Linked DNA regions of Homo sapiens: region 2 is linked to region 1. A link is an interaction called in ENCODE POLR2A ChIA-PET data of the cell type or tissue named here. Cell type or tissue: A673. All regions are shown on one strand. Each heading gives the region's core, and the rest is flanking DNA. Links, peaks and the distances in the headings are about the cores only. Region 1 overlaps ARHGAP42 (Rho GTPase activating protein 42). Region 2 overlaps ARHGAP42 (Rho GTPase activating protein 42).

Region 1 (11,635 bases), core at 1,258-9,257:
TGGAACTAGGAGAAATGGAGTAGCACTTTTAATTTCCTTCAAGAACTTTTCCTTTGCATTCATAATTTGACTGACAACAGAGGCCTAGTTTTCGGACTGTCTTGGCTTTTCTTGTGCCTCCCTCATGAAGTTTGATCATTTTATCTTTAAAGTGAGGGATGGCTGGGCATGGTATATTACACCTGTAATCCCAGCACTTTGGGAGGCCAAGGTGGGCAGATTGCTTGAGCTCAGGAGATTGAGACCAGCCTGGTCAACATAGCAAGACCCTGTCTCAAAAAAAAAATAATAATATAATGAATAAAAATAAAAATAAAGTGAGAGACATGCAAATCTTCCTTTCATTTGAACACTTGGAGGCCATTGTAGGGTTATTAGTTGGCCTAATTTTAATATTGTTGTGTCTCAGAGAATAGGGAGGCAGAAAAAGAAAAACAGAGATGGAGGAATGCCTGGTTGGTGGAGCAGTTAAAACACACACAACATTTATTGACTAGGTTCACTGGCTTTTATAGACACTGTTCATGGCATCCCAAAACAATTACAGTGGTAACGTCAAAGAGCATTGGTCACAGGTCATCATAAAGATGTAGCAATAATGAAGAAATTGTAATATTGTGAGAATCACCAAAATGTGACAGAGACAGGAAATGAGCACATGCTTTTGGAAAAGTGGTATCAATAGACTTGCCCGATGCAGTGTTGTAAAAAACCTTCGATTTGTAAAAAAAAAAAAAACTGCAAAGTACAATAAAATGAGGTTTGCCTGTATTTCAATTAGTCTTTCAATTTTAATAGAAACATCCAGGTGCCTAGGATATTTGTGTTCTTTTTTTTTTTTTTTTTGACACGGAGTTTTGCTCTTGTTGCCCAGGCTGAAGTGCAATGGCACGACCTCGGCTCACTGCAAGCTCTGCCTCCCAGGTTCAAGCGATTCTCCTGCCTCAGCCTCCCGAGTAGCTGGGATTACAGGCACGTGTCACCATGCATGGCTAATTTTTATATTTTTAGTAAAGACGGGGTTGGCCAGGCTGGTCTCGAACTCCTGACCTCAGGTGATCCGCCCACCTCGGCCTCCCAAAGTGCGGGGATTACAGGCATGAGCCACTGTAATCCCTGCCTGGATATTTGTGTTCTAATTAGCTCTTACCATATAGTGGATGCTCAGTAACTACTGAATATCAACCAGTTTGCATTTTACTAAGAGCATGAGATGGAAGAGTATTTTGAATATCTGTATAGTAAATGAGCCAGAGAATGGGGACTATGAATATACTGTTTCGTATTACTTTCAGCAGGTTTTACGTGCAACTGCGCTGGCTTCTCTGGGCTAACTTCTCAGACTAGATAATCTGGGGGAACATCATCAGGAGTTAGAGCTTTGTTCCAGTGTTGGCATTGCCACTAACCAGTATTATGGGTCCAAGCCATTGGCCCCATACTCTATTTTCATCAAAAATGAAAATAGCATTTGCCTTATATTTCTTGCAGGATTTTTGTGTGGGCCAATGGAAAGAATGCATAATAACATATTATGAAGATGTAGCATTTTTTTTTCACTTGCTCTTGGCAGGATCATTGTAATTGGAATTATTTCAGCTTTTTACAAGATTTAACTTTAACAGTTTCTTGTCAATGTTATTATCATATTCCCTAAAAATGAGAAATTATTGAAATGGTAATGCTTCTATTAGATGTTAAAGCATGGGCTTGTCCCACTCAAATTAGATCTGCTTAATAGGAAATGATTATAAGATATGATATAGTTTTGATTTGCCTTTTAAAAAATAATTATCTATCTTGATTTGAGAACCAAGAATTAGGTTGCCATTTAGGGCTTAATGAACAGACAGTATAGATTTTGAGACTTTATAGACATATCTACTGGTGCTTTAGTTCTGCTGGCTCAGGTCAGTGGTGTATACAAATTATTTAAAATGATGATCACAATTTGCACTTCTCAGAAGTGAAATCAATAATTCAGCAATTTTACAAAATTAACAGGCCAAACTGCAGATGACAGAACTCTTTCCCATGTTAGTTTCTGCACCGAAGACAGACAATGGCTTAGAAAAGTGCTTTCCTAGGTGTCTCTTATGATACACAGATGTTTTGTAAATGTAATTATGCTGAAGGTGAGATCATCCAGGCAGTTATTGGTGAGAAAAGAAAATGATGAAATTGATAGGACATTGCTGGAGGGGCTGAGTGTGTTAATTAGAGACAAAAGAGACATTCAGTTAAGAATTGAAGGGGAAGATTCAGCTGGCTCAGTGAGAACATTGAATTGAGCCTTTTAGCTAGTTGATCCAGGAAAGGTGGTACAGTTAACTTTGTGTCAGAATCACCAGGAGCAGATATGTGGATGGTGCCCTAAAAACAAAACAATATTTAAAAGAAAAAAGAAGGAAAGATATTTCTTATTGGATCTGTGAGTTAAAAAGGAGCTCAGGCCCGGGGTTGAGGGAATTAGGGAACAAGGGACAGGAAGTCTTAGCTTTTGGGACAGCTTAGAAAGTGAAGCACAGGCCGGAAAAGGCCAGCCTCGGAGGTTAAAGAAAGAGAATGCAGATCCTGAATAATCCTGAACAGGGAAAGTGCGTGAGAGTGATGGCATCCAGGTTTGTCAAGTTTAAACTCTCTTGGGTGCACAGCCTTTTCTTCCCAGTATTGCCTTCATTCCTCAGACTGCTCTAATGGAAATTAGAAATCTGTGAGTATTCATGGCTGGCTGAGTGTGATGTTTTGTGATATCCACCGGTAAGAGGGGATGAGAGGATGAAACAAGGATGCAGAAGCAAGATGTCAATTGAAAGATAACTCTCAGGTCAGGTATGGTGGCTCGGTGGTTCATGCCTGTAATCCCAGCACTTTGGGAGACCAAGGAGGGAGGATCTCTTGAAGCTAGGAGTTGGAGACCAGCCTGGGCAAAGCAAGAATCCCCGCCCCCGCCGCCCACTCCTTGTCTCTACAAAAATAAAAAATTAAACCAGGTGTGGTGGCATGCACCTATAGTCCTAGCTACCCAAGGAGGCTGAGGCAGGAGGATCGCTTGAGCCCAGGAGCTTGAGGTTGGAGTGAGCTATGTTCAAGCCACTGCACCACAGCCTGGGTGAGCCTGGGTGAGCCTGAGTGAGCCTGGGTGAGCCAAACCCCAACAACAACAACAACAAAAAAAAAAAAAAAAAAAAGAGAGAAGAAAAGAAAAAGAAAGACACTGTTCCTACTTTAAGTCCTTAGGTTATGGCTTGGATTTGTATCTTTGAGATTGTGCTTTGTACTTCTGTCAGGATATATATTGGCACAAACTAATCCCAATTTAACCAAATAATCTGAACATTAAATCTGGCTAAAAGAAACAGAGGGGTGCTCTGTAGCTAACAGCTTAGTGTTATCACTCACACATGTGCAGTGTTAATAACATTTCATCTTTAATCATTAGAACATTTTAATGTTAAGTAGGATCATTGAAGATTTAGCCTTAACAGTAGTCAGCCTAGAATAGTAGAAAGAGAGTGAGCTTTGGAGTCAGAGAAATGCTTTTCAATTCTAGGTCTGCGGCTAGTTAGCAGCTTGATTGTGAGCACATCACCTGGCTTCTTTTGTGAGTTTTTTTCTTTGTCCTTAATATGGGAGCAATATTTACTTTATCTGCATATTTTTGGGATTCATTGAGATAACACATGTAAAGTATCTAGTACAATTTATGGTACTCGGTATTAAATGTTAGTTTTCTCACCTTGTTCATCTGTAGCTAATGTTAAGACTAGAGAGAAATTAGACCAGAGTTATAAATAACCACCACCATGTTTCATTCAAAAGAGGATGTGAGATGGTTTTTCTAAGCAATATCTTTACCTTACCTGGACACATGCATTATATTTAATTATTTTTTATTTTATTTTTTAGAGTCAGGGTCTCACTGTGTTGCCCAGGCTGGTCTCAAACCCCTGGTCTCAAATGATCCTCCCGCCTTGGCCTCCCAGAGTGCTGGGATTATAGGCGTCACTGTGCCTGGCATATGTTTAATGTTTCATATTGATGTGAGAGCTGTAGACCATGTATCATTGCTTAGTTTCCTGAATGTGCCTTGCAGTGGGAGTGCACCTGTACTTCTGTGGAATAGTTAAGTAACTTTTTTTTTTTTTTTTTTTTTGAGATGGAGTCTTGCTCTGTCACCATGCTGGAGTGTAGTGGTGCGATCTCGGCTCACTGCAACCTCTGCATCCCGGGTTCAGGCAATTCTCCTGCCTCAGCCTCCCACGTAGCTGGGACTACAGGCGCGTGCCACCACGCCCAGAGTTAGCTGACTTTTTAAGGACCTTTCCTTATCTGAGATTTTGTGATTTTGTAAATAAAATGGTTTTCATTGTATCTTGTCTGGATGATTTGATTACTTCCCTGTTTCTCTCCCTAGCAAGTTAGCTCCATAAGAGTAGGCACCAAATCTTTGGGACTCAGGAGATGGACACATGATATATTTTTAGTAAGTGCTCATTACATGACTGAGCTTACAGGAAGTTGTGTCAGACTAGTGTTTGGAGAGGCTGAAGTCTACAGGTGGTCATTAACCACTTCATATTGGAACCACTTCTGAAACTTTGTATGTGAAGACAAATATCATTGTGACAACTCTTTTAGAATGTTATGTAGACTTACCAGAAAGAGGTTGATTAGAGTAGGCTTATTCAGGGAATTGATATTTGTATTAAATAATTAATTTTCTCTTCAGCAATGACAATTATATATAGTAACTCAGATTCAAGGGATATTGCTAAAATGTACAAATGATTTATATTTCCTGTTTGTAACAAAGCTTTGCATTTTCAAGATGTCATTTCAAAGGGTTGATTTTAATTTTATGGGAATGCCTTCTTTAAAGATGCCATTTATATTTTTTAACAGCTTTCTTAAGATATAATTCACTGCCATAAAATTTACCCTTTTAAGAATCCACTGGTTTTTAATATATTCAGAGTTGTACAACCATTACTGCTATCTAATCTTAGAATATTTCTATCACCCCCAAAGAAACTCTATCCCCATTAGCTGTCACTCCTCATTCCCCATCTTCCCTAGCCCCTGGAAACTGTTACCAATATACTTTCTGTTTCTACATAATTGCCTGTTCTGGATTTTTCATATAAATTGAACCATATAATATGTAGCTTCTTGTGAAGTGCTGTGCTTACTTAGCATATTTCAAGGTTCATCCATATTTAAACATAGACCAGTATTTCACTCCTTTTTATTGACAAATGTTTTTCAGATATATGAATGCACCAAATTTTGTTATCAATTTGTCAGTTGAACATTTTAGTTGTTTCTTCTAATTTTTTTGGCTGTTAAGAATAATGTTGCTGTGAACATTCATGTACCTTTTTCTGTGTGAACATATATTTTCATTCTCTTGGGTATATACCTAGGAGTGGAATTGCTGGGTCATATAGTAACTCTGTATTACAACTCATTTTTACAAAGAGAAACTTAAGTTTATAAGCATTTAAATTGCATTCTTTATGATAGAAAGCATTTCAAGAGCCAAGTATATATTTAAATTAATTATTTTTCGTAACAAATTCAGACAGGGCCTTTATATGCTGGTGACAACAGAATGACTTAGAAGGTATTTAAAGAAGTATCATTTCTGCATTCTATTAATTATAGATGGATAACTATTTTAAACTCTCATCATCAGTAAATGCGAGACAAAAGCAATGTTTACATAAGTGCAAAGGGTGGTAAGAGGAATGGGAGGAGAAGACAAGAAGATGCAAAGAACAGTGTTGAGCAAGGACGAAAGAGGTGAAGGAGAAAGAAAATGAGACATTTACTCGCATATTCATTCAACAGATGTATTTAGCACTTGCTGTGTGTCAGGTACTGCTCTAGGCCTTGGGAATATAGGCCAGACAGAGGTCCTGTTTTCCTGGGTTTACATGACTGTGGACCTGCTGCAAATATGGTATACATGTTGTTATTGCTTGGTGTTGAGAGTTAGTAGGTGCCATGTGTAGCCTTTATTTCCTCCAGATAGCTGCCTTCTTTTGTGTGTTCCATAGACTGATTTGTACATACTTTCTTGATAGTAGGCATACAGCATAGGAATCTTATATGAGAATATGATATCTGTTCTTCATCCAATCAGATCTATTCAGGAAATACTTATTGACCACCTACTACACTTCAGGCACTGTTGTAGATATGGAGATTGTATATGTATGTACACTGAGTAGCCCTAGTAAGTCATTCCTTCTTGAGCCCTGCCTTCCTCATTTTTGCAGTGTGGATAATAATAATGGTAATGCCTCCTTTTTAAAATGAAGATTAAGTCCCTTTTGTGAGCTGTACCTAGCATAGTACCTGGTACATAGAAATCAATAATTGGTCTGGGCGTGGTGGCTCACACCTGCAACACCAGCACTTTGAAAGGTCTAGGTAGGAGGATTGTTTGAACCCAGGGGTTGGAGACCAGCCTAGGCAACATAGCGAGACCCCATCTCTACAAAAAATATAATAAATTAGTTGTGCGTGGTGGCACACGCCTTTAGTCCCAGCTACTTGGGAGGCTGAAGCAGGAGGATCACCTGAGCCCAGGAGGTCAAGGCTGCAGTGAGCCATGATGAAGCCTTGCACACTCTAGCTTGAGTGACAGAGTGAGACCTGTCTCAAAAACAAAACAAAACAAAAAACAAACAAAAAATCCCCCAAGAAATCAGCAAATAGTGGATATTATAATGACACTAGTTTTTAAATAGAAAAGGCAAAGTAACATCACTATTAAAAATATTCCAAAAGAGAAATGTTTCTCTGGCTTTCTATGATGATAAACTTTATTATATTTTTAATTTAACCTCCCATGTTCACATGCACACACTTAAAAAAATATAAATATTATAATTGTATCACAGTAGTCCTTCCTTATCCACAGAGATAAGTTTGAAGACCCTCAGTCAGAAACTGAGGATAGTAACAAACCCTATGTGTACTGTTTTTCATATCCATATATTGCTATAATAAAGTTTAATTTATAAATTAGGCATAGTGAGAGATTAACAACAATAATCATAAAATAGAACAGTTATAACAATGTACTGTAATTAAAGTTACATGAATATGATTTGTCTGTCTGTCTCTCAAATACCTTGTACTATACTCACCTTTCTTTTTGTGATCTGTCAATCTGCTACCTGAGACAGCTCTTTTTGTTTTTTTGAGATGGAGTCTCACCCTGTCACCCAGGGTGGAGTGCAGTGGCATGATCTTGGCTCACTGCAACCCCTGCCTCCTGGTTTCAAGCGATTCTCCTGCCTCAGCCTCCTGAGTAGCTGGGACTACAGGCACATGTCACTACGCCCAGCTAATTTTTGTATTTTTAGTAGAGACGGCGTTTCACCATGTTGGCCAGGCTGGTCTTGAACTCTTGACCTCAAATGATCTGCCCGCCTTGGCCTCCCAGTGAATGTTGTTTGTCTGTCTGTCTCTCAAATACCCTGTACTATACTCAGCTTTCTTATTGTGATCTGTCAATCTGATATCTGAGACAGCTCTTAAGTGACAGATGGGTAGGTAGGATATACAGCATGGAGAAGCTGGACAGTGGGGTGATTCATGACTCATGACTGCTTGAGACAGTCAATATTTCATTGTGATACTCAGAATGGCATGTAATTTAAAACTGGTTGTTTCTTTCTGGAATTTTCCATTTAATATTTCAGACCTCAGTTGACTGTGAGTAACTGAAATGGTGGAAAGCAAAACTGGATGAGGCAGGCCTACTATATATAGCATTTATACCACTATATGGAATATTTTTCTCGCTTCTGCATATTTTTTATTACTAGCATATTTATGGCTTAAAGTCCTCAGATTGAAGGTGATACTTATGTGTGAGTAATTTAAAGCAGTTGACATACAAAATGTAAGTGAAACCAGAATGGGTTACATTTTGAGTAAAGAAACATCTGCAGTTTGCTGCAGTCCACCAGAAGGAAATTGGATCATGTATCAGCTATGCGATTGAATAAGACTTTCATCTTTTAAAGAATTTTTCCTGCCTAAAATCTGCATCCATCTGTTATCCTGAAATGAAGCCTGTGATATACACACTGTGACATGGAGTTTGGGAAGCCCCAGAATATTCTTCTATTGCACTTGGGAATTCAGCGGGGTCGGGGGGGCATCTGCTGAACTTAACTGGAAATCAGGAACAACTATTTTCAAAGCACATTCAGGCTCACACTTTGAGATTACTCCTTTTTCTTAATGTGGACAGCTTAAGTCAGCTCTTGCATATTTCTTTTGGGGTTCTAAATTATTAAGTTTATTTTTGAGTTACAAATCATGTTATCTTTTATATATTATAACATTGTATTTTTTCAATGAATTTCTTTTTTATTTTTTTAGACAGAGTCTCACTCCATCTCCCAGACTGGAGTGCAGTGGTATGATCTCGGCTCACTGTAATCTCCACCTCCCGGTTGAAACGATTCTCCTGCGTCAGCCTCCTGAGAAGCTGGGATTACAGGTGCATGCCACCATGCCTGGCTAATTTTTTTTTTTTTTTGTATTTTTAGTAGAGATGGGGTTTCACCATGTTGGTCAGGCTGGTCTTGAACTCCTGACCTTGTGATCTGCCCACCTCGGCCTCCCAAAGTGCTGGATTACAGGCATGAGCCACTGCGCCCGGCCAGCAGTTTTTTTTTTTTTTTTTTTGAGACAGAGTCTCGCTCTGTCCCCAGGCTGGGGTGCAAATGGCACGATCTCGGCTCACTGCAACCTCTGCCTCCCGGGTTCAAGTGATTCTCCTGCCTCAGCCTCCCGAAGTAGCTGGGACCACAGGCACATGCCACCACACCCAGCTAATTTTTGTATTTTTAGTAAAGACAGGGTTTCACCATGTTGGCCAGGATGGTCTTGATCTCCTGATCTTGTGATCTGCCCGCCTCGGTCTCCCAAAGTGCAGGGATTACAGGCTTGAGCCACTGTGTGCAACCAGGAGTTTCTTATTAGAAGAAAATCTCGTAGGGTGCCTTTTGGCTTCAGGCTCTTTATGGCCACTTGTTCTGTTCAACCCTGTGGTGCCACACCCCCTCAGATCATACTTGTGTGCACATGCATGTGTGCATTAACATCCTAGAGTTTTCAAAGCTATGGTCTCTGTCCCTTTATATTTAGTACTTTGCCATGTACACATTTGTTTTAGGTAACTATTGAATAAATGGTTATGTTGAGTTTGTGAAGATTTAACACTGTGATATTCCAGAGCTTAGGACTGGTGATCAGTTGCCAAATTGAAATAACACTTTGGTCATTATTTTATGGGACTGTTGTATATTTGACTCTGTTGGCTGAAGCTTGACCTTGCTAACTGAAGCTTCTTTTCCCTTGGCTTCTTGGGAGCCATATTCTCTTATCAATCTTTTCATCAGCGTTTCCAACTTTTTCTTCTTAGTCTCTTATAGGTCCTTTACTTCTTCCTTCTACTTGAATGTGTTTATATTGTCCAATGAGAATCTTCTCTGTTTGTTTTTTGAGACAAGGTCTCTGTCGCCCATGCTGGAGTGCAGTGGTGAGATCTTGGCTCACTGCAGCCTTGCCCTCCTAGGCTCAAGTGATCCTCTTGCCTCAGCCTCCCAAGTAGCTGGGACTACAGGTGCACACTACCATGCCCAGATAATTTTTTGTCTACTTTCTTTAGACATGATGTCTCACTATGTTGCCCAGGCAGGTCTTGAACTCCTGAGGTCAAGTGATCCTCTTGCCTCAGCCTCCCAAATTGTTGGGATTACAGGCGTGAGCCACTGTGCCCAGCCCCTTTTCTCAGTAAACTTAAATTGGTGATGAATATTTATCCACAACCAAATGGTTATTATCTATGCAATAAACAAGGGGAAAGAAAGGTCAGGAAGCCAATAGGTAACTGGGCACTACACACAGGACAGTTGATTAGTTAAAAGATGAAAACAGCTGTTAGCCTATGAGAAGATAATCACCTTTACCAGGAGTCAAAGAAATGCAAATGAATATGAGAGTAAGGTAAATTGTTTAAATCTAATTAATTAGCTAAAAGATGTAAAAATAATATCTTTGGCTAATTAAAGGTGTACTGAGACTCTAACTTTCATTATGCTCCCTATGGCATTGTAAATTAGTAATATGTTTCAAGAACATTAAAGGGTTTGTACCCACTGATTTCGTGATCTCAATTATGATACTCTTTCTACAGCAGGTAATATTGATTGCCTACCCAGCTCCCTTGCCTTTTCTTCCTTTCTAAAGGAACCTTGAGTTTTTTCGGGAACACACCTCTACCCAGGTTGGGGGTAAGTACTAATTAGTTGAGTCACACAGCACCCCTTTGAGTTCGCTGCAGTATTGCATGCAGTTTGGGAACTGTGCTTTTAACCTGTATAAATAATTAGAATTTACTTATAATAGAAAATAATTAGAAATGACTTAAGTGATTGCTAATAAAGTTTACCAAATTAGTTATCTAGACAATTAAATATAACTCTTCTGATATAAATCTAAGAGAAAAGCGAAGTACAGAATTGTTACATGCTACTGTTATTATATGAAAAAAATTGCCTGTGAAAAAAATTAGTAAAATATAGCAGAAAGAAATGCGGTGTGCAAAATGTATCAGGGTGGTGATATTAAAGATATTTTTCTTCCTCCCCCCTTCTCCCCCCAGAAGTGGGATAAGGGAAGTTAATGAGAACTGAGTGGCAGGTGGTGGGAGGGAGGGACCTCCTGGTTGTCCTTCTATCTGAGCTTTGCAGGTGTAATTCTCCAGAGTGCACGTGGGTTTTCAGTATGCATGTGCGTGTGTTTGTGTGAGGGTGAGGGAAGGAGTTAATGAGTTCTGAAGCTCCCGCCAGTTACTGAGAATTGATCAGGTAGAAGCTGGAATAGATACAGTCTTTTTAAAGTCTTTACTCTTTAACTACATTTTTTTTCAATCCATGAACAGTACTCTGTAAATAATTTGCTAGCAACTTCCTTAGTTTTTAGTCTTCACAACCTTTCTCTACCTGCCTTCCTACCTCCAATGTCTGGCTATTTAATTTGCTTTCTCTCCTTTTATCCAATTATCTTTGAGCAGTGCCTCTTTTCATTCCTTTAGAAATGACATATCGAAAATATCATAAAATATACATATCCAAGTCTGGGTTGTCTTACTTGGTTGTGGTAAGCACGTGGTTTTTGTGGACAAATTAATTATACCAGGTGTTCCCATTAAGACATAACTAGTATTAACAACCATAAGTGTTCTCCTGGAAAACAGATTTAGGTTTTAAGATTATTGAGAATACATTTCTGGCACAGGTTTAAGTAGAGAACCTATAGTGAGTTTAATATCTTTTGTAATGTTTTATATACTATTAGAAACAAATCTCATTCCTGTGACAGTCCCTCATAGGAAAATATGTCCTTATTGTCTTTGAAGTCACAGATATTGAGGCAGATGGGTCAAAGTTGAAAGGAGAAAATTTGAGACTTGGAAATCATGAAACAAACTGCTACAGTCTTGTAAGATCTGCCATTGATTAGACCAACCTGGGAATGGATCCTCTGATCCTCTGTACAACCTACAACCTTGGGCAAGTTCTTAGCGCTCTCTGAGGCTGTT
Region 2 (11,635 bases), core at 2,504-10,503, 130 kb after region 1:
CATTCCAGGGGTCCTGCTGTTGAGAATGCCTTGCTTTGTTTGACACTATCAGTCCTCCAAGTGGTCTCACTTGCCGCTAAGTGCTGATTTGTAGTCAGTGGCAAAGCATGAGGGTAATACTTTTCTTCCTTTTGTGTTACACCCTTTAGAAGGATTTTCCCCAGTTTAAAAAAAAAAATCCTTAGTGTTTTGCAAAGTTCAGGGGAAGAACTCTTGTGGTTTTGCTTAGAGCTTTCTTTATTTCAAGCCCTCAGAGCTGATCCAGGGACAGATTTGACAAATTGCTGCTATACATGCTGTGCTCACCCCTGTTCTCTGATGACTGAGCTTGTTTGTTCAAGGAAACTACCTCATTGTCTCTGACTAGGCTTCTGTGAAATAGTAATGCAGTTCACCAGATATGCTCAAATATGTGTGGACCCCTGGTGGTGGTTTCAACCTGAGCAAGGTATGAGGAACCATTATAAATAGGCATGCATCAGGGTATCAGAGCTGCCTAGACAGACCTGCAGAACTCTCAGATTCAACATACATGACTTTAAGGGGGAAAGGGCCTACCTACTATTAATTGTTGAAAGATACTGCTTTTCTGTTTGTCTTTTTTTTTTTTTTGGAGACAGGGTCTTGCTCTCTCACCCAGGCTGGAGTGCAGTGGCATGATCCTAGCTCGCTGCAGCCTCAAACACCTGTGCTCAAGTGATCCTCCCGCCTTGGCCTCCCAAAGTGCTGTGATTACAGGCGGAAGCCACCATGCTCGGCCTACCTTACCATTTTGTAGATGTGTAAAGTGAGGCCCAACAGTTGCCACATGCCCAGGATGCACAACTAGTGAATATTACAGCAAGCAAAGTAATTTTGCACGTTTGGCTGCAAGTAATACAAAACACAATAGTGGCTTAAATCATTAATGAGTTTATGGGCCTTATGCAAAGAGGAATCTGGAAATAGGCAGCCAAGGTGATGCCTCCAGGAGTGCAGGCTCCTTTGCTCTCCTTTCCTGCCATCCTTAGTCTGTGGCCCTTATCCTCATGCTTGTCACACCACAAGCATAGCTTTGTGGCAGTTGGCACTTTCTGGCATCAGGTTCATGTTTCAGGCAGGAAGAATGGTGGCTTGGGGAAAAAAAGCATGGTGGCTTCCGCCTGTAATCACAGCACTTTGGGAGGCCAAGGCGGGAGGATCACTTGAGCACAGGTGTTTGAGGCTGCAGCGAGCTAGGATCATGCCACTGCACTCCAGCCTGGGTGAGAGAGCAAGACCCTGTCTTCAAAAAAAAAAAAAAGACTTTCAAGACTTTCAAGAACCTCACCAGGTTAATTCTGCTATCACAGGACCAGTCATAGTTACAAACTGGGTTGGAGATGTATTTTAACTGGACACACTGGCAGCTCTAGTAGTGCTGACCAGGGCATGCAAAGAATCTTCTTAGCTTCAAAGGCATTACCCACTTTACTATGATACAGACAGCTCCTCCTCAGTGACTCCTCCTCTGCCCCCTAGGGTGGCCAGTGACTGCCATATTGTTCAGTGATAGAAATTACCCTTTTTCATATTGTGCATGCATATAATAAACTTCAATTTTGGCATTTTCCAATGGTTAATGATTCCTTTATCTGTTTACGGTTGTATGTTATTTTCCCCCTTGTTGTCTGATTGGTGATTATTATAAATTGTTTCTAAAATCTTCTAATTACCCAGGTATTCCTTGATTATAAATCACATGAGCAAAATCGGCTAGTTCTTTACTCTGAAGTTTATTTTTAACAAAATTCATCCATTCATTTAAGATGTTTACAATTACTTTGTGATGATAAGACTAAGTCCTAGAGTTCATACTTTTGCAGCATTAGCAAGGACAAAATTCTGATCAAAGCTACATACTTTGGATTCTCCAAAGGTGTGTTTGTATCTTTCAAATATGTGTTCTGTAGGACAGTAGAATAACAATAAAAGCAATATTAATAGGATGTTAGTAAGGGCTCAGAAGTTAAAATCTTCTTCCATGGTCAGATTACTTTGAAAACTCCTTGGTTTAGTAACTTTTATTTTTATACTAGAATATATCTCAATTTTCAATATTACACATGCGTGTGTCTCACCAGGAGGAATATATTTCCCAAGCTTGACGAGACTTATACTGAATGCTCTTTGGAAGACACTATCTGTGAGGCAGCAACAAATTGCCTCAGTAAGTAAAAATACCAATTTCATAGTAGCAGTTTGGAAAAGGATACCATGCTACTTAAGATTCATATTGGCAACCTGTGACTGTAATTTGAGTGGTTTGGTGGCTGCTGTAATATGGAGAGCACGCGCTTTCCTTCTTGTTCTTAGTGAGTTCTGCTGAGAACAGAATGATTGCTTCTGAGTGTAGACTGTGGAGCCGCAGCGTCAGCCTCGCCTGAGTGCTTGTTAGATATGCATGATGTCAGGCTTGCTGCGGACCTACTGAACAAGAAGCTGCAGTGTCACAAGATCCTCAGGTGTTTCTTGTGTGCATTAAAGTCTGAGAAGCCCTGATCTAGAAAATAACGTCTCAACTCATCTGTGATGCCAATATTCTTGTCAGATTGTTGCTGGGGTAGGATTTCAGCTTTTGGTGAACAGAGAATGAATCAATTATCTATTTGGTTTAGTGCCAACTATAATAATAATATCATAGAGTGAGCCGTCATCTGGCATTGTTGGGAGATGGAGTACAGGTGAACAATTTGTCAGCTCGGGCAAGGTCAATAGCCTGCTTTGAGAAACCTTGGTGGGCACCACGGTTACTATTTCAGAGCCAGAGAGAAGAAGGCAGAGGGCAACATTTTTCTTGGGATATAATTTTTCTTCCCTTCTTAAAATACCGTGAGTAATGTACGGGGTGAGGGAAAGATGGGAAGGGGTCAAAGTTGAAAAAAAAGTAAGATAATTTGACTCAATTTAATCAAGTATTTGCAAGTTATATTAGTTGAAATTTTCTGTGCTTGGATTTTTGGATTCATATCTGCTGTGCTGGAATCCTGTTTCCACTATGTTCTAATCACGTGAGCTTGGGCATATTACCAAAGTGCCTGGAGCCTGAATTTCCATGTGTGTGAACGGGGGCCAGTAACACCTACTCCAGCCAGCTGTTGTGATGATTATACAGAGGAGTGGACCTTGTAAAGGGTAGCTCAGTTTACTGTCATCAGTATCCTCATAAACATCATCATTAGGTTATTAAACAAGGTTTTCATTATACTGGGTATTTCTGAGTTCCTGAAGGGAACAAAACTGTTCAAGAGAATGAATAAAAGTAAAATTTTACTAAGAAAAACACGGAACTGACTTAAAAGGAGTCATCCACATCGTTAGGATATTATAACATTGTACTAAAAAAATTAGTTAATAGGGTGTTCTTTTTTGAGAGGAGTCAAGAAAATATCCGATGAAACACGTTTATGTTAGTGACTCACCAGTGTTCTGTAAGCACAGATGGCCTTTGTATAGGGAAGCTCACATTCCTGCCATCCAAGCTACTGCTACTGTAGAAGATTTTATTCTTAGTATTTTTGCTGCTCTTGCTGGGGGTTGCTTGTGGGGAATTCCTTGCCTCTGCCAGGGCATGGTGGTCTGTAGATAGGTTTCTACTTTTTCTGGTTTACTGGGAAAGGAGGGAAAAGTGCATTCCCAGCTTAAATACTTCCACTATAAATGGTTTAAATATACCAAGAGTTAATTTGGGCACATGGCAAATATATTTCTTCACTGGGAAAATGCATTCTATGCCTCCTATGCCCTATTCATACTTCAAGATAAAAGCTAACGGGGCAAGGTGAGGGACAGGAACTTCAGAACAAAATCCACTTGGAAATGGAGGAATTCATTTTTTTCTAATTGATCAAATAGGACTTTAGTAAATAACGAATTTTTGTGGACTGGCAGGTTGGTCTCTTGAATCCACTGGGTCTGTTTCCCCTTGTGCAGCACGTGTGTGCTGGATGATTGGCTCAGTGGCTCTATGTCTATCAGATAATCTGGCCTCTCTTGCCAGAGATGGCTTTGTGAGCCCACGCCAGGCTGTTGAGCAATGGCATCCCAGTTAGGCACATGACTTTAGCTGACATATTGGGCAGATGACAAGGATTCAGGCTTATTGTGTGGGGATAGGCTTTTTCTTTACTCTGCAGAACTGAACGAGGATGGGCATAGTTTCCTGACTGCTGTCCTACAGCAAGCCACGGGATGTAGCTGATATTCTAGGCAGCAGAGCAGAGACATGCAAAGAATCTGGATCTCTGATGATCTCTCTAAGTTTCTGGATTAGCCAGACCTGAAGCTTCTCTTACCCTTGTTTCTCCAGTTATATAAACTGATGTATTTGTTTTATTTAAAACAATTCAAATAGGATTTTCTACTCCTTGAGATCAAAAGCTTCCTAACTTATACACAAATCTAAAAGTCTTCCTAACACGATGTATGAACAAAGTATTTCAGGATTTTGTCACATATGAAGGTCAGGAATTCTTTTTTGACTGGAAAGCTCAGTTAAGAGTGTGTTTACCAAAATGTCAGACAAACTTACAGAACATTGAAGCTAAACTCTTCAGTTTATTATTTTTCACAGGATATTGATTATATTATTAGTTAAGTTCCCTCTCCCTCCTAAGTTACTGCTATCTTGACACACTTTGCTTGACCAGATGTGGCACCCTCTTGGGCACTGCATAGTACAGGATATGAATTGGAAGGAAGCCAATTTATTGGAAAATAAATTCCTTTTACTACAAAAAGGCTGAACCTGAATCCAAGTAATTGGCTCTGAAATGTGACATGGAAGGATTTTGAATGGGTATGCTGAACAGCAAGCTGGATTCCTTTTTCAGTGGCAAAGAGACCAGAAGGGAACTATGCTGCTTGGCATCACAGGCGACTAGAATGTGGGTTTTGTATCCTGTAAATACAGGCTTCTGACAGAAGTCTAACTCTGCATTTTTTCATATTGCCACATCCCAAGTTATCTGAATATCTGCCATTTTTACCAAAGGTCATTTTGACTCCTGATGTCTTGGCTCTTCTCTGAAATTCAGCATTGAAAGTAAAGTTATTCTCCAGAATGGAAATTGAGGTTTGTACATTTTGGTTGAAATAAATAGGACCAATTTGTTGCCTAAAAGTTTCTCAGCTTTAAGGAGTTTTGATACTTTATTAGAGAATGCTACTTTGTTCATTCTACTAAGTATCTTTTAAATGTGCTATCCAGTATTTTAAGAAGAAATACATAAGATAGTATTCTGGTTTTCCAATGCTGTATAACAAACCAATCCAAATATTAGTGGCTTGAAATGACACCATGTATTTACTCATGAATCTGCAGTTTGGGCAGGGCTCAGATGGGACAGCTTGTCATTGTTTCAGTGTGTGTCAGCTGGAGTGGCTTGAAGGCTGGGTTGCAGTCATCTCAAGGCTCATCCACATGTCTCCCAATTAATGCTGGAAAGACTCAAACAATAGAAGGATGATATATGGTTCTTTGAGCATTTCTTACTGCATGTGATCTCTCCAGCATGGTCCTTCAGGGTAGCCAGATTTCTTACATGTAATATGACTTCCAAAACTTCTGTCCCAAGTGAAAGAGAGTTAGGAAGAGCCTGACTTATCGCCTCGTATTGCTTTCTTTGACCTAGCCCCTGCACCCACATAGTACACTACCATTGTTTCATATATGTTAGAAGTGACTCACTCTGGCTGGCCCATATTCAACAGGAGGGAAATTGGGCTGTACCTCTTGATGAGAGAAGTGTTAATGAGTTTGCAGACATGTTTTAAAACTAGGTAGGTAGATACTTTTAAAAAATAAAAATTTTTAAATATCATTAGGAGGTTGTGATAGTTTCTTGCATATGACTGTTTCAAGGGATCATACTAAAATCTTAGGTTTGGAAAATAAAATGTCATCCAATTTCTAATGGTTGACCAGATTAGTGACCATATTGATTTCTATATGGTAGGCACTGTTGTTAGCACTTCACATATGTAAACCTATTTACAGCTGTCCAGTCATTACAGTTATATGAAATACATTCTTAAGATGATTAGTATCCCCATTCTGTGGCTGACAAGATTTACACTTAGAGAGGTTAAATTACAAGCTCAGTCAGATATATGATAGTGGATTTGTGTTTGAACCCAGGGCTATCAATTCCAGAGTCAATTCATATAGCTACTGTATTATGCTTCTATACTCATAGCATTTCTTTTATGGGTCATTTCTGATTAGTAGAATATTTTCCTTTATATGGATCAAAACTTAGTCTACCTATGTCCTTTTGATCCATGCAGTGTAAATTAGACTTATAGAGGTCAAGTGCAGGGCAAGTTCCTGGTGTCTGGGCTAGGGTGTAGCTTTAGTTTGTACAGTGAGACAGCTACAGACATCATACCTGGGAGGACACAAGTTCTCATTGGGTACTCAAGTCAAGCCAATTAATGCAGACAGCAGAATTCGAGAGACATAGTAGGACTTAAATCCTAAAGGCAAAGGTAATAGTGGGCATCAGAAGTTTGAGCTCATAGCATGAATAGACACCCATTAGTATTGGGGGCACTAGTAGTAGCTTAAAGAAGTGGGCAGGAATCCAGACGAACTGTAGCCAAAAAAAGAATAGAGGCTATAAATGCTATGACCAAGGTATGAACAGAGGGATGGAGGAGGATGACTTGAGGAATGAGGCCATAATCCATTATGGGGCCCCCTTCTGCTTTGGACAGGGAACTTCTGAGTCCTTTTTTTTTTTTTTTCTTTGTTTTTTTAATGTTGGATCCATATACAGAAGTGCTTATTTTTGATTCTGGAGTGGGTCTTCCTGTCTAAAAACATTGAATTTTTAATTTTCTAAAAATTTATAAATGTATGTTGATGATTTTATTCACCCTGTTTCATAAGTAAAACACTTCATCTGAGTGAAATAATGTTTTACATTAGATTGCACATTTTCCTATAAACTCTGAAATGTGTCAAATAGTGTCGAGGTTCATCTTTCTATCTACATATTTTATACTGTTTTGCTGGAAAGCCCCATCCTCAAGGCCTTTGGATATAAAAGGGATGGAACTTAACTTACGAGGTTCCTCCTCTTCTGTGGTATGTTACTCAAGGTTGCTGTCTTTCAAGAGACCTCCAGCATTACATTAATCATTGAGTTCCAAAGGAATTTAAATGATTTTCCAGCATTTTATATTCTGTATATACATTATCTTTACAGTTATACATGCACGTCGTAATCTCCTAATTTAACCCTAAAGGTTTCTGACTATAAAACTTAAAGTCCTAAGGTGTCCTTGACTTTGTACCTTAACATATTTATATATGAGTTTTGTCGTGTTGTTTGGTGGTACTCATTCTTAAATACTGCCTAGCATTGTAACTTTTCTAAACATCACTGTTTCTTTGTGGCCAAGCTCATTTCATAGAAGTTTTGAACTGATTAACTTAGATTCTCAGACACACCAAAGGTGTTTGTTGGGAAACTCAGGGTAGCAGTGGTTATCACATCGTAACTATATTATTTATATCTTAAGAGGCAATATTCCAGAAGGGGTACACTTTAGATCATTTTCATCTTAATGATATTCCTATTGCCATACACTTTTTTTCATCCTAATTATTTAGTCTTCATTTGGTTATAAGTAATATGGTATATATGTATATATATATTCCATTGGATCCCCCCTTATACAATTGGTAATTGTTCTTTCCAGAAATTATCTTCTTCCCTGGTTTAAGCCAGTATTTGCCAGGAATAAATCTGACTTTGAATTTCACCAGTGTGTTTGAATATTTCTTATCACATGATTAACCATGGAATTCCAACTCACTCTACTCCTGTAATTATCTAGTTAATGTGATAATGAAGCCAGCCGAACAAGGAAATCTCTTGAGATTTTTGGGTCATTTTTCAAAATCAAGACAAAAATAGCAGGTAAGTTCACACTTAATAAAGAGTTTCAAGTCATTAGAGCTTTGGAAATGACTCATGAGAAGTCAGTCAAATCTCATCCTCTTACAGATGAAGAAACTGAGCCTCAGACAGTTTTATTGACTTGGCCAAGATTATGCAGTTAGTTATTAGTAGAGTTTAATCTTCTGATTTCATAATGAAAAACCTTTTCCTAAAATGTTCACAGATCAGTTCTTAGTCTTCTATGTGAATGGAATTTTCTGTTAACCAAGGTAGTGTAAAGGGGTGGTTTAAACTGTTACTGGTTCCTGAAGGAAGATTAGAATTTTATGTTATGCAGAGCTTTTAAAGGTGGAACACAAAATTTTCCATCATGAACAATCAGCCCTTTTGCTAGATGAAATGTCAATTTCTAGGTCTGAAATTGACCATGCAATATTTATGGCATTGGAAGAACTCTGAGTTATAGGAGAAATATGAAGTGTAGTTGGAAAATACCAAGTTTGAATCAGTAGGAATCTATGTTTCATTGTTCCCTCTGCTTTTCCTAATAATTCAAAATTAGATAAATTCTGTTATAAAATGATGACTGTAAAATTGTTCATGTATCCAAGCTTTTGTTGTTTGCTGAAGAGTGGTTAGGTTTCTCTTTTAAATGTAAAACCTAATTTGAGATGTGTAAGGTTTTTTGTTTTTTTTTTGTTGTTGTTTTCTTTTTTTTTTTTTTGGTTAACTAAATGAAAGACCTCAAAATATACATGCATTAAAAAAACAGTAAGCATATATAATGTCTGGGACTTGAACACCTCATTATTATTTTCAACCTGTCCTTTTTTTACAACCAATTTTGAATGTTATTGATTACTTTCTGCTTTCTAGTCTCTGGAGGTAAATCATGTCATGAATAACTGACTAGTTCCAGCAAAATATTTTTGGTTTTGGAAGCATAGAAATAATTCTTATGTCGACTTCATTGTATCAGGTTCAAGATTGTAAATTTCTCATATTTTCATTAGTAGTTGCTAAAATATTTACATTTTCTTTTGAAATAATTTTCATTTATAGAAAAATTTCAAGAATAGAAAGAACTTTCCTATATTCTTCACCATTTTGCCAAATTTGCTTTACGACTCTTTGTCTTGAGACTGTTTCAACCACCATGCTTTTTTTCAACCCTAAATGTTTAAGTGTGTATTTTCTAAGACACAGATATTCACTTATATACCTACAGTGCAGTTATCCAAATTAGGAAGTTTAACACAGGTAGACTACTGTTACCACAGAATCTTTTTTTCAAGTTTTGCTAATTGTCACAATTTTGTCCTTTATATATACATATTTTTTTCTTGGCTTTGGACATCAAAATCTGGAATGGTTTTGTTGTCCGTAAGGCTAGTTTAGGTTTTGTCTTTGTCACACAAAAGAATTTGGAAATGAGATCACAGTGTAAGTATAAAAGTTTTATTGTGGAGTGAAAGCAAATACACAAGGAATGAGTGCAGGCATGCTCAAAAGAATGGGCTGCCTGCAAGGTGGTCAGGGCTTGCATACTATATGGATAAGCATAATGAAGGCATGGAATATTTTATAACAAGGGGAGAGGTTTTCCCGGAAATTCACAGGCAGTTCCCAGAATCTAGGTGTCATCCTTTTTTTTTTTTTTTTTTTTTTTTTTTTTTTAGTAAATATGCTTAATTTGGAACTGTCATTGTATCAGGTGCACGATGAGAATGGGAGGTTTTTTCCATGGAAATTTTATGATAATAGGGGCATAATGCAGCCAAGGGTCAGCAGTCAGTTAAGTTTTTGGCCATCTTGGATTTAATTAGTTGTGGCTGTTTTTGTTATATTTTTATATTCACCTAGCGGGATGTCTGCAATTTGTTTTCATTGGTGCAGTCTAACAGGTTTTTATTTTATTTTATTTTATTTTACTAGGAGACAGGTCCTGTGCTAACCTGTTTGGCTCTGTTTGTGTTGTTCTTAGCTGCCTAAAAATAATTGAGCCCCATTCCCTCGCTAACTGCCTGCCTCAGTTCCTGAGTCTGTCTGTCTGTTTGTTTTTGTTTGTTTGTTTCCCATTGCATTGACGTGTTTGAAAAGTTTGGGCTAGTTATTTTGTAGAAATTTCCTCAATTTGGGTTTGTGTGATGCTTCCTTCTGAGTAAATTCCTGCATTTTGCGCAGGAATTAAGGCACCTGGTGTTGCTTTTTCTCATTACTGTTGGTGTAAACTTTGATCACTTGATTAAAGCGGTGTCTGCCAAGTTTTCCCACTATGGCCTTACCTTTTCTCTCTTTGAAATTAGTAAGTCCTTTGTGAGTAAAGACAATGTATATAGACATTCCTTTTTTCAAACTTATGCTCATCAAGCTAAAGATATCTTAATTATAATATGATAGTGTAGGCTGGGCTTGGTGGCTCATGCTTGTAATACCAGCACTTTGGGAGGCTGAGGCAGGAGAATCGGATGAGCCCAGTAATTCAAAACTAGCCTGGGTAATGGTGAGACCTTGCCTCTACAAAAAATCAAAAAAATTAGCCAGGCATGGTGGTGTGTGCCTGTGGTCCCAGCCACATGGGAGGATCACTTGAGCCCAGGAGGTCAAGGTTACAGTGAGCCATGATTGTGCTACGATACTTTGGCCTGGGTAACAGAGCAAGACCGTATCTCAAAAACAAAACAAAATAAAACAAAAACACCAAGAAAAAAAAAATCATAGTGTTTAAAAAAATCTACATTTAATCTGTTTATAGGGCATATAATGCTTCGTTGAGGATCAGTTGTTGAGTCGTCAGTCATTGACAGGGGCAAAAATATAGTTGTGTTAGTTGATAGCCTAGCTTAATTCTTAGGAAGGCACTTCATTTCCCAACCTTTTTCTATTATTTAGCCTTGCACTAACTTCCACCATTGAAACTATTTCTCTTAGTTTTCCTAGTGTCCCAATGAAATTATAACTTTTTTTTTTTAGGACAAGGGCCATCCGTGTATTATATACTACTTCTATGTATTATGTGCTCTAGTATATATACTGCATATCATCTACAGAACACAGCTATAACATGGCAGCCTCGCATCCCTTCCTGCTTACCACCTTTCTAGATATTAAGGCTTACTTAGTTCTTACTGAATTAAATGGAGAGTGACTTGACAACTCTTGGCCAGCCATTCTTAATGATATTTGTGTTCCTAAGATATAGCAGTATCTGCAAATCCTAAATCTGTCTCATGAAGATTTTATGATCTTTTAGATCAGTGATTAATGGAAGACAATGTCCTTTATTTTTTTAAATAAAAAATAATGACCTGAACTTTCTCTGTAGCCAATAAAGGTGAGTGTGAATGGCTATCACCATGGTAGTGTTGGAGTTAACATTCTCTAGTTAAAACATACTATAACTTCCACACACCAGCTAAATGGAAACGCTCTTGACAGGATCTGCTATGAAGAAAATGGAAAGGAGTAACATGAGGATATGTGGAATAAGTCCGGAGATGGAGTAGAGTAAAAGCACCATTGCCCAAGGGCAGAGTTGGATACCACTGCAGTAAAGAGTGACTGATTAGGCAGTGTGTTAAGTTTTATGTCAAATAATTGGTGGTTGTTAGATGTGAGGATGATCTGGCTGTGACATCTGTCACCCCATTGATTACCAGGGTTGATTTGGCTGATCTGGCTGGCTAGGCTGGTGTCCCGTTCCATCC

The links. Peaks named below come from ENCODE experiments on the same cell type or tissue, not always from the same donor. Only the 100,000 strongest peaks of a DNase experiment are listed, where the experiment ranks them.
Region 2: POLR2A ChIA-PET joins it to region 1 with 10 read pairs; 5 of 35 experiments call an interaction of 5 or more read pairs at or near these places.

The regions. Positions count from the first base shown.
Region 1 is chr11:100,701,843-100,713,477 of GRCh38, forward strand. The region is part of intron 1 of ARHGAP42 (Rho GTPase activating protein 42); the gene reads left to right. Among named protein-coding and RNA genes, the nearest start is that of ARHGAP42-AS1, 20 kb to the left of the region's middle. In A673, for the core only: no CTCF peak of the experiment used is centred there; DNase peaks (open chromatin) are centred at 4,519 and 4,869.
Region 2 is chr11:100,828,093-100,839,727 of GRCh38, forward strand. All of the region lies in intron 3 of ARHGAP42 (Rho GTPase activating protein 42), which reads left to right. It also overlaps the pseudogene RN7SKP115. Among named protein-coding and RNA genes, the nearest start is that of SNORD13I, 100 kb to the right of the region's middle. RefSeq lists enhancers at 1-225, 226-951, 952-1,675. In A673, for the core only: no CTCF peak of the experiment used is centred there; no DNase peak of the experiment used is centred there.